Regions from separate parts of the Homo sapiens genome. Here region 1 is linked to region 2. A link is a contact called in ENCODE Hi-C or POLR2A ChIA-PET data. All regions are on one chromosome and are shown on one strand. Each heading gives the region's core, a stretch centred on a gene start or an enhancer-like site at or near the end of the contact. The rest is flanking DNA. Distances are from core to core; before and after follow the strand shown.

Region 1 (4,605 bases), core at 1,627-4,126, 250 kb after region 2:
TCTGACCAACACAATACTGATAATAGGTATCCTTACTCTTTTCTTGTGTTTAAAATGAATGCCACATATGTTTCAAGTTTTGATTTAATATAAATAATTATAGTAAAGTAAAATTTTTTATTACTTTAAAATTATTGTTATAGGGTATAAAATTTTATTAGATGTACGTGTGTGGGGAAGATCTGTTGAAATTATCACATGCATAATTTCAATAGATGCCCACTAACACATGGATATTTTCTTATTTAATTTATATGTTGTATATTATATCTATAGATAACCAAATATATTAAACTATAACTTCAGCTTTTCTGGTATTTGGTTAAATAATCTTCTCATCACATGACACAATGATGAGAACAGACAATATCTCAAAAGACAAAGACCAGCTGGGTGCCATGGCTCACACCTGTAATCCCAGCACTTTGGGAGGCCAAGGTGGGTGTATCATGAGGTCAGGAGATCGAGACCATCCTGGCTAACACGGTGAAACTCCGTCTCTACTGAAAATACAAAAAATTAGCCAGGCGTGGTGGTGGGTGCCTGTAGTCCCAGCTACTCGGGAGGCTGAGGCAGGAGAATGGCATGAACCCGGGAGGCGGAGCTTGCAGTGAGCCGAGACCCCACTACTGCACTCCATCCTGGGCAACAGAGTGAGACTCAGTCTCAAAAAAAAAAAAAAAAAAAAAAAAAAAAAAAAAAAAAAAGAGACCATGACTTTCTTATTTTTTTCTAGGGGAGCACCACAAATGTATTAACAAAGATACATTTTAACAACTTTTATTTTAGTATTACTGAGTAGCATAATGGTCCTGTTGATGGTTCCATCCCATCCCAAGGCTCTGACTCTGTCCCAGATTCTTAACTTTTCTTCTTATCAAAGCTAGTCTTTTTATAATTTAGGAATAGACTTCCGATAAATATCTGCTTATACCATGTCAGTCTGGAGTGCTGCTGAAAGATATTTTTCCTATCCCTATCCTTCCTAGCACTGCTAAGGGAGTGAGGTCAGACACCACCCAGTAACACAAATAGTGCCATCTTATGGCTCAGCTTCACCATCTTTGCAAAACATGTGTAATACTATACCATGGAATAGTATACCATGTATACCACTTACTAGTACCTGGTATAGTATTTTCATGGTATTATACTATAGCATGTATAACATTAATTTAATCTTTTTTCTCCAACCTTTTAATATGAATACATTCTAACATACAGGAAAGTTGAAAAAATAGTACAGTGGATAAAATGCTTAACACCTCTTCTGTTACCATGGCTTCTTCATTCTCAAGTTTTAAATTTTGACTCATCTATTAATTGGCTAGATTTTATTGTCATTAAGAAGGAATTCATGGATTTTTTTACTTTTTAATATTTATTTATTTATGAGACAGAGTGAGTCTTGCTCTGTCACCCAGGCTGGAGTGCAATGGCACAATCTCAGCTCACTGCAACCTCCACCTCTCGGGTTCCAGCAATTCTGCCTCAGCCTCCCAAGTAGCTGGAATTACAGGTGCACACCACCATACACAGCTGAATTTTGTATTTTTTTTTAGTAGAGACAGGGTTTCACCATGTTGGCCAGGCTGGTCTCAAACTCCTGACTTTTGATCCGCCTGCCTCAGCTTCCCAAAGTGCTGGGATTACAGGCGTGAGCCACCGCGCCTGGCCTCATGGATGTTTTTATTCCTTCGTTTCTTCTATGTTCAATAATGTCTACCTGATGCTATGTGAACAACCTCTCTTGGCTGGAGATAATTCTCTTGGGGGAACCATTTTTTTTCCCTTAGAGATTAATAGACATTATTCCATCATCACCTGGCATTCATTGGTATGGTGAATAAATCTACGGCCAGCATGATTTTTTTTCTTTTTGTGAGTGATGTGCATTATTTGTCTGGATGACTGTGTAATTGTTTATTCTTGATGTTACTTAGTCTACTAGATGGTTCTTGGTGTTGAAAATCCCCTATAACACTTGATATGTTCAATTATGATATGAGCTTTTGTTCAGGCTCATTGGTTGCTCTTTGAATTTTGGGATATATGTATATATATATCGTATTGTATAATACGATATATATATTGTATTACAACTTACAACATATTTTTTCAGTTTCACTTGTTGATTATCTCACGGGCACCAATTCTTCTTTGGCTATATCATCTTTGTCCTCCATGTAACTTAGTTCCTTTCTAATTGTTTAGATGTCTTTGTTTTTTAAATTTGCATTCATTATTTTTATGTTCAATTTTCCACATGTTAGTAGCTTGCTCTTTAGCAATGTCTATTCAGTTCCTTGCTAGTTCTAATACGTTTTTTAGTTCAGAAATGATGTTGATTTGAGCATCAATTTATTGCCTCAGCTAGGCAATTTCTCTTTTCATCTTATTCTATCCTTTTACCATCTTACCGTATTCATTTAATAATTACGTTGTTTCATAGCATAACACAGTGGTAGAGCACTTTCCCTCGTTCATTGAGTAATTTTTCCTTCTAGCATTGGTTCTTTGTCTTTTTGACATTCTGCTCCCTTTTCTACTCCCACCCTTTTGGCTGTCACATGTTTGCATTGTTGCCGTGCTATTTTTTTTCTTCTTGCTTATGACTTGGCAGTCCTGTGCTGATGTTCCATTTGATCTGGTATAGAGCTGGGTGATTTCTTAACCCTCTTCCTGTCATATGAGAGTTTGTTTTCCTCTGTAAGCTACAGTTTGATAGTTAAGTCTTTTGCTTCTACCCATTTTTGAGTCGCCTAAGGAGAAAATAGAGGATACGAAGAAAGGTCGGCTGAGGAGCTCTCTTTTAGGATATTTAGGATCTTTTGTGCCTTTGAGGTTTTTTGTCACATACGTGTTCTGTAACACTTGGCTAGGAATCATATATTTTATTTCCGCTTGGAGGCAGGAAGGGCCTTGAGCTTTAGCTTGTTCTTCAGTTGTACTTCAATACAGGATGTAGGTCTGTAGTTTCCATTTTCATCAGAGAGAGTTATGTACATTGTCTGCTTTCTCCATTTAACCTGCCTCACCCCAGGAACCACTCCATCATTCTTCTGTTAAGAGAGAAAATGATACAGATATATGTTCAGTCTGCTTCTGTTCAGGTTGAGGGTATTAACAACAAATTTCAGAACTTTGTAACCTCAGTGACACTCCTTCTGGGATAAGCTGAGGTCCACTAGGAGGGAACTGGTTTGGATGCCAGCTGTACTGCACCCCTCCCCTCCACTGAAGAATGCCCCCTCCCCTGCAACTTTCCTTCCACGATTTCGTTTAATTATTTTTCCTTCTGTAGGTTGCTGTAGCTCTTCTTTGCTCACTTGCTAAGTGTCAGGGGAGGCAAGTTCTGTGTTGCACTTTAAATTTATTATGTTCATTCAGAAACCCTGCTAAACACCTTAATAGCAATGCTGGGAGGAGAATATTAGCATGCCCAGGCAGCAAAGGAACAACAAAGCCCAGGGTTGTTAAGCGATGTGCTTATGGCCGCATAAATTAGTATGTGGAAGATTCAGAAAGCAGGCCCATTTTTTTCCATTCCAGACCATAGCTTTTTTTTTTTTTTTTTTTTTTGAGACTGAATCTCAGTCACCCAGGCTGGAGTGTGCAGTGGTGCGATCTTGGCTCACTGCAACCTCTGCCTCCCGGGTTCAAGTGATTTTTGTGCCTCAGCCTCCTGAGTAGCAGGAATTACAGGAGCCTGCCACCACGCCCTGCTCAGTTTTGTAATTTTAGTAAAGATGGGGTTTCACTATGTTGGCCAGGCTGGTCTTGAACTCCTGACCTCAAATGATCCCCCCAACTCAGCCACCCAAAGTTCTGGGATTACAGGCGTGAGCCACTGCGCCCAACCCAGACCATAGCTTTTTGTATTACAGTCCCAAATACAAGTTAATTATTTCATCAATTAAACAAAAATATACACATATATATTATATAATGTATATACATATATATACATATGTATATATTATATTGTATATATGTATATATAAACATTATATATATATGTATTTATACGTATATTTTATATATACATATGTGTGTGTGTGTGTATGTATAGTTCTACAGTCCTTGACGTATTTTGAAAATTCCAAAATTGGCTGGGTGCGGTGGCTCACATCTGTAATCCCAGCACTTTGGGAGGTTGAGGCATGCTGATCATCTGAGGCCGGGAGTTTGAGACTAGGCTGACCAACATGGAGAAACCCTGTGTCTACTAAAAATACAAAATTGCCTGGGTGTGGTGGCGCATGCCTGTAATCCCAGCTACTTGGGAGGCTGAGGCAGGACAATCATTTGAACTCAGGAGGCGGAGATTGTGATGAACCAAGATCATACCATTGCACTCCAGCCTGGGCAACAAGAGCGAAACTCCGTCTCAGAAAAAAAAAAAAGAAAATTCCAAAATGAAGGGTTATTTGGGAAAAATCTATAAGCTTACCTTTGTTCAATAGACACATTCATGAACAGCTGTGTGTAAAGTTATGTCTAGATAGAACAATATTTAAAATGCATAATTGTGTACACTATTTTAAATAACCCTGGATAAGATATTCCAAAATTTAAGGAAAATTGTAGTAATTTGATTTTTTA
Region 2 (4,952 bases), core at 789-3,288:
AATGAATTTACAAACAAATGCAAAACTGGCAAAACTGGTCAATATCCACACAAACCCAGTTTGCATTTTCATGGACAGAGATTATTTGCATTCCAATCAATTTTCTCCAAGGTAACTTCTGTGTCTAAAGAGTTGTGAAATAGCCCAATCAGAGGCAAACAAAGGCACAGATAACCCAGACGGATGAGCTAGACAAAGCATTTCACCTTTTTTCTCTACGTATTCTTTCTTTACCAGGGTGATTTTGGTGCATCTGACACCTTTTCAATGATTAATAAATCAAGATCCAGAAATTAGTGAATAAAATTAAGTATTGGGGACTGTAGGGGGAAAACATTTCTCTCTACTCTGCATATCTTTTAGCTGGGGCAGACCGCCGCAACAAAAGACTGATTAACGAGGGAAAAAAGGACGTTTCATAACGTGTATCTTCTGTATACCTGGGAGAAACTTAGAGAAATGAGCAAATCTCAAAGACATGGCTTTGAATTCAGGCTTAAATCCTATCTTCCACTGAAACAAAGACAGAAGGGTGAGGGGAAGGCCAGTTATGGTGAGACGCCCAGGAAAACACAGTAAGCAAAGGTCAAGTTTGTTATGCAGATCTAAGTTGGTGCCTTCTCCACTGAGTCTCTAATGATTTAGTCATCCTTCTCATCCTGGTACAGAGAGGAAGACACTTACAAATGGAGATTTCCTTTACAGATATACATTTTTCTTACAAAAGGGTAACTTTTACTCTGTTTTCAGAGCTTCTCCTGTGTCTGCAATTTCTCAAAATACCTCAAAATAATCCTTATGCCAAACAGGCATATTTTCATCTCCTACAGGTCAAAGATATTCACATTCAAGAGTTTGGGAATGAAATTCATTTTGGATAATAATATAAAAATCAAGGTTTCTTTTGAGGGCATGGCGTTAACTAATTACAATTTGACACAAAAATGGAACTGTCATTCTATTTTCTGTACATGGTCCATGAAATACAACATGAGAATTTGGAATGATTTGGGTCAGTTATCCAACTACCAGCAATCTCCTTGTAACTCACAGATCCCCCTCTATAATAATCACAATGATAATAACAGCAATAATAATAAAAACTGTGACACCTGAGTCTTATTGATCCCTTAACAGGTGCCAGACGCCGTGCTAGGTGTTTTAGCTATAATTTCTTAAATTGAATTTCCATAATAGCATATACAGTGGATGTAATTATGCTAATTTGTGAAATAGCAGTTCATGCCTTCCTTCCTCTCAGCCCCTCTTTTCAATAAAGTAAAAAAAATTTAAGCAAACAAGTTTCATTGAATGATCTCGATTATAGTATTTCAAAAGCGTGGTTCAGGGAACTAAACAGCCATCCTTCTTTGGCTATGGTTTCCTCAACAACTTGGCTTCTTTCCCCTCAGTTTGAGAAGTTATATATAACTTTATGTAATCACTGATGTTTAATTTCTGTGAAATGCTTTAAAAAGCTCACAAGATATAAAACTCTCATTTATTCCCCTTTTTATAAGTGGAAAGACTTGAAGAGGACTTGAGTCCTTTGCTTTTACAGAGTTAGGGTCTAGAGCTGTTGACTTCTAGCCATTCAGAGAGAAAACATCTGAAAGAGTTATGCAGTGAAATCACAAAGCAAACATTGTTTGGGGAACTAAGATAGTATCTAGACTACACACACTGAAAAGCGAATTTATGTCCACACTTATTTTCTTCTTTGCACTCCTCTCTCTCCTTTCTTCTTCGTCTCTGTTCTCTTTATCCACTTCATATGCTGCAAGAGACATTTAGTACCTGACTACACAAAAAGAAATGTGCTGAGTTTGACTTTCTTTTTTGCATACACTAGGGAACTAATTTTAGCGTATGTTGCATTCTTTTATAAATGACTTTTTTTTGGCTGTCTTAGAGTTCTAAACTCTCGCTATCGTGCTGTGCATTTTTATTTCCCTGCTTTGCACTGTGGCAGAAAGAAAGCAAAAAGCCATCACTACACTAGGGGCGCCCTCTAAATAAAGACGGCTTTCCCCAGGTCTGACTGTGACTTTCCCCCACCCCACTAATGGAAAGGGTTAGAAAAAGGAAGTAGCATGAGTCACTGCTATTGCCACACCCTCAGGAAAACCCCTGCTCCATCTTCCTCTTGTGCTACGATGACTCTTTCTAGCCAAGGTCCTGGGTCACAGGAGCAAAGTTTTCAAAACATACTCATGAGTTTCTGGAGGAATGCAGTGTCGAACTGATTGACAACAACAAGAATCAAAACAAGGTTAGATACCAAAAAATAAAAATAAAAAATTATTTGACTGAAAAATAGAAGAATGGGTCTGATCCAAACATTCATTTATGAGCTGGTTGTTTGAAAGTGAAAACGTAGTTTCCATTTTTTACATATACATCCTCGATGATTGTTAGGACTGCTAGACTATCCACTCAAGGCTATCCTACACCCAAATGGCTGAGGTGCGTGTAATATTGTTTCTGTGGGGAAGGTTCAGTTGGCTTTCCTGTTTGGTTACCAGGGACATATTTTCCCATCCTTCACCACGGTTCTAACAGCTGGTGGGGTGATGTTCCTTTAGCCATTTGGCTGGGCAATGAGAATAGGACTTCTGGAGACAAAAATACTTGCCACAGAGATAAATCTGGGAAGGAAGAGGGGAAAACCCTGATTTCTGTTGTGGAGGAGAGAAGGTAATTTTGATATGGACAGAAGACAGGGAAATATTGGGTAGAAGAGGGTGGTTCCCCAGCAAAGTCCCAACCCTCAAGCCTTGAGACCCGTGGCCGTAAGTGGGAACAGGCATTATGTGCCCCAAAAGTTGCCTTTTGGCTCGCCATGCCCCTCCATCCTGTACCCATATAAACCCTGAACCCCAGGCTCCAGAAGCAGATGAGCAGATGAGGAGACAAGCAGACAAACAGCGCAGCAGAGAAAGAGAGAAGAGAAGGAACATCTGAACGCTGAGAGGAGCTCAGCTGGGGGTGGTTGGAGGGGAGTTTGACTGCTGGATGGCCAAACTCCAGGGGAAGATCATCTTCCCACTCCATCCTCCTCCCAGCTCCCCATCCATCCTGCTGAGAGCCACCTCCATCACTCAGTAAAACCCCACATTCATCCTTCAAGCCCGTGGGTCACCTGATTCTTCTGGGATGCTGAGCAAGAGCTAGGGATACAGAAAGCTGCCATACTGGTCCTCTGCCCTTGCAAAAAGGGGCCGCAGGCACCCACCCCTAGATACGGGGCTGGAGCCCAAGGCACTTGCCCCAGCTCCTACACCTGTCAGTCTGTGTGTTTCCCCTCCCATCAGGGGTTTGAGCAATGGTGACAACTGAAGAGCAGTGGTGTCGACTGAACAGGCGAGCCATACCTCTGTTGCATGTCCTGCGAGAGGGATCAGGAAACTTTCCCGTTTCAATCTGGGGCAACTGCCTGGGTCATTTCTGTCACTAGGGATGGGAAAATAGAGGAGAGGCAGGAGAAAATGTGGGGCAGTGGGAAGTGATGGTCTTGGTGAGGAACAGAATGAAAAGTCATACCTTCTAGGAGAGTGAGGACTGGTTTGCTGTCCTCACTTGTAGGTGTCAAGTGGTGTCGCATTGTAATTTTTATTTGTATTTCCCTAATGACAAGCACGTTTTTATGTACTCATTGGCCATTTGGACATATTTGAAGACATGTCTATCAAATTGTTTATTTCTTAATTGGGTTGTCTTTTTATTGTTAATCTCTAGGAGTTCTTCATATATTCTGCATTGTATATTCAGTCTTTGATTATATATATTATTTGCACATATATTTTTCCAATTCTGTGCGTTGTCTTTTTGTTTTATTGATTGTGTCCTTAGAAACGGGGTTTTTGATTTCTATGAAATCCAATTTATCTGCTTTTTCTTTTGTTGCTTGTACATTTGGTGTTATATCTGTGTATTAGTCCCTTTTCACACCACTGATAAAGACATACCCATGACCAGGCATGGTAGCTTGCACCTGTAATCCCAGCACTTTGGGAGGCCAAGGTGGGTGAATCACTTGAGGTCAGGAGTTCAAGACCAGCCTGGCTTAGATGGTGAAACCCCATCTCTACTAAAAATACACACAAACACACAAAATTAGCTGGGCATTGTGGCACATGCCTGTAATCCCAGTTACTTGGGAGGCTGAGGCAGGAGAATAGCTTGAACCCAGGAAGTGGAGGTTGTAGTGAGCTGAGATTGCACCACTGCATTCCAGCCTGGGCAACAGAGCTAGACTCCATCTCAAAAAAAAAAAAAAAAAAAAAAAAAAAAAAAAGACATACCCGAGATTGGGTAATTTACAAAAGAAAGAGGTTTATTGGACTCGAAAGTTCTATGTGGCTAGGATGGCCTTACAATCATGGCAGAAGGTGAAAGTCACATCTCACATGGCGGCAGACAAGAGAAGAGTGAGAGCCAAGCAAAAGGGGTTTCCCCTTATAGAACCATCAGCTCTCATGAGACTTATTCACTACCATGAGAATAGTATGGGGGAAGCTCCCCCCATGATTCAAGTGTCTCCCACTGGGTCCCTCCCACAACACAACAGAATTATGGGAGCTACAATTCAAGATGAGATTTGGCTGGGGACACAGCCAAACAGTATCAGTCTGTAAACCAAAAATAAAATTCTAAGCCCTTCAACCATCTGAATGAACCACTCCTCTTGGCCAAGGGCATTCCAAAGTTAACCTGAAAAACTAGTTCAGGCCATGATGGGAAGGGAGGGTCAGAAGTGCCTCATTATATATCCTCTTCCCTTTTGGAATTCAGGAAAAGCCTTCCAGCACTAACATCAACACAGACCTTAAGTCTTACAAGAAACATTTACCATCTATTCTCTCTGAAGCCTCCTACCTGGAGGTTTCATCTGCATGATAAAACTTTGGCCTCCACCATCACTTATCTTAACCTAGACATTCCATTCTATT

Evidence for each region. Hi-C counts contacts between places; a loop is a spot of excess contacts on that map. ChIA-PET counts read pairs that join two places held with the same protein, here RNA polymerase II (POLR2A). Pooled maps may share reads with other maps.
Region 1: a loop to region 2 is called in a map of naive thymus-derived CD4-positive, alpha-beta T cell, with 10 times the contacts of the local background. The contact joins two enhancer-like sites. A Hi-C loop is called at or near these places in 1 of 168 maps with a recorded cell type or tissue (naive thymus-derived CD4-positive, alpha-beta T cell) and 7 of 50 pooled maps. POLR2A ChIA-PET finds 5 or more read pairs at or near these places in 1 of 52 experiments (activated CD4-positive, alpha-beta T cell).

What each region holds. Positions count from the first base shown.
Region 1 is chr21:29,446,800-29,451,404 of GRCh38, forward strand. All of the region lies in intron 1 of LOC107985486 (a long non-coding RNA gene), which reads left to right. Among named protein-coding and RNA genes, the nearest start is that of BACH1-IT3, 47 kb to the right of the region's middle. Within about 2 kb of position 2,877, at least 2 of the 41 ENCODE cell types and tissues checked have a DNase peak (open chromatin) inside an H3K27ac peak, as active enhancers do.
Region 2 is chr21:29,194,438-29,199,389 of GRCh38, forward strand. The region is part of intron 1 of LINC00189 (long intergenic non-protein coding RNA 189); the gene reads left to right. Among named protein-coding and RNA genes, the nearest start is that of LINC00189, 3.4 kb to the left of the region's middle. RefSeq lists enhancers at 1,589-2,788, 2,046-2,285. Within about 2 kb of position 2,039, at least 17 of the 41 ENCODE cell types and tissues checked have a DNase peak (open chromatin) inside an H3K27ac peak, as active enhancers do.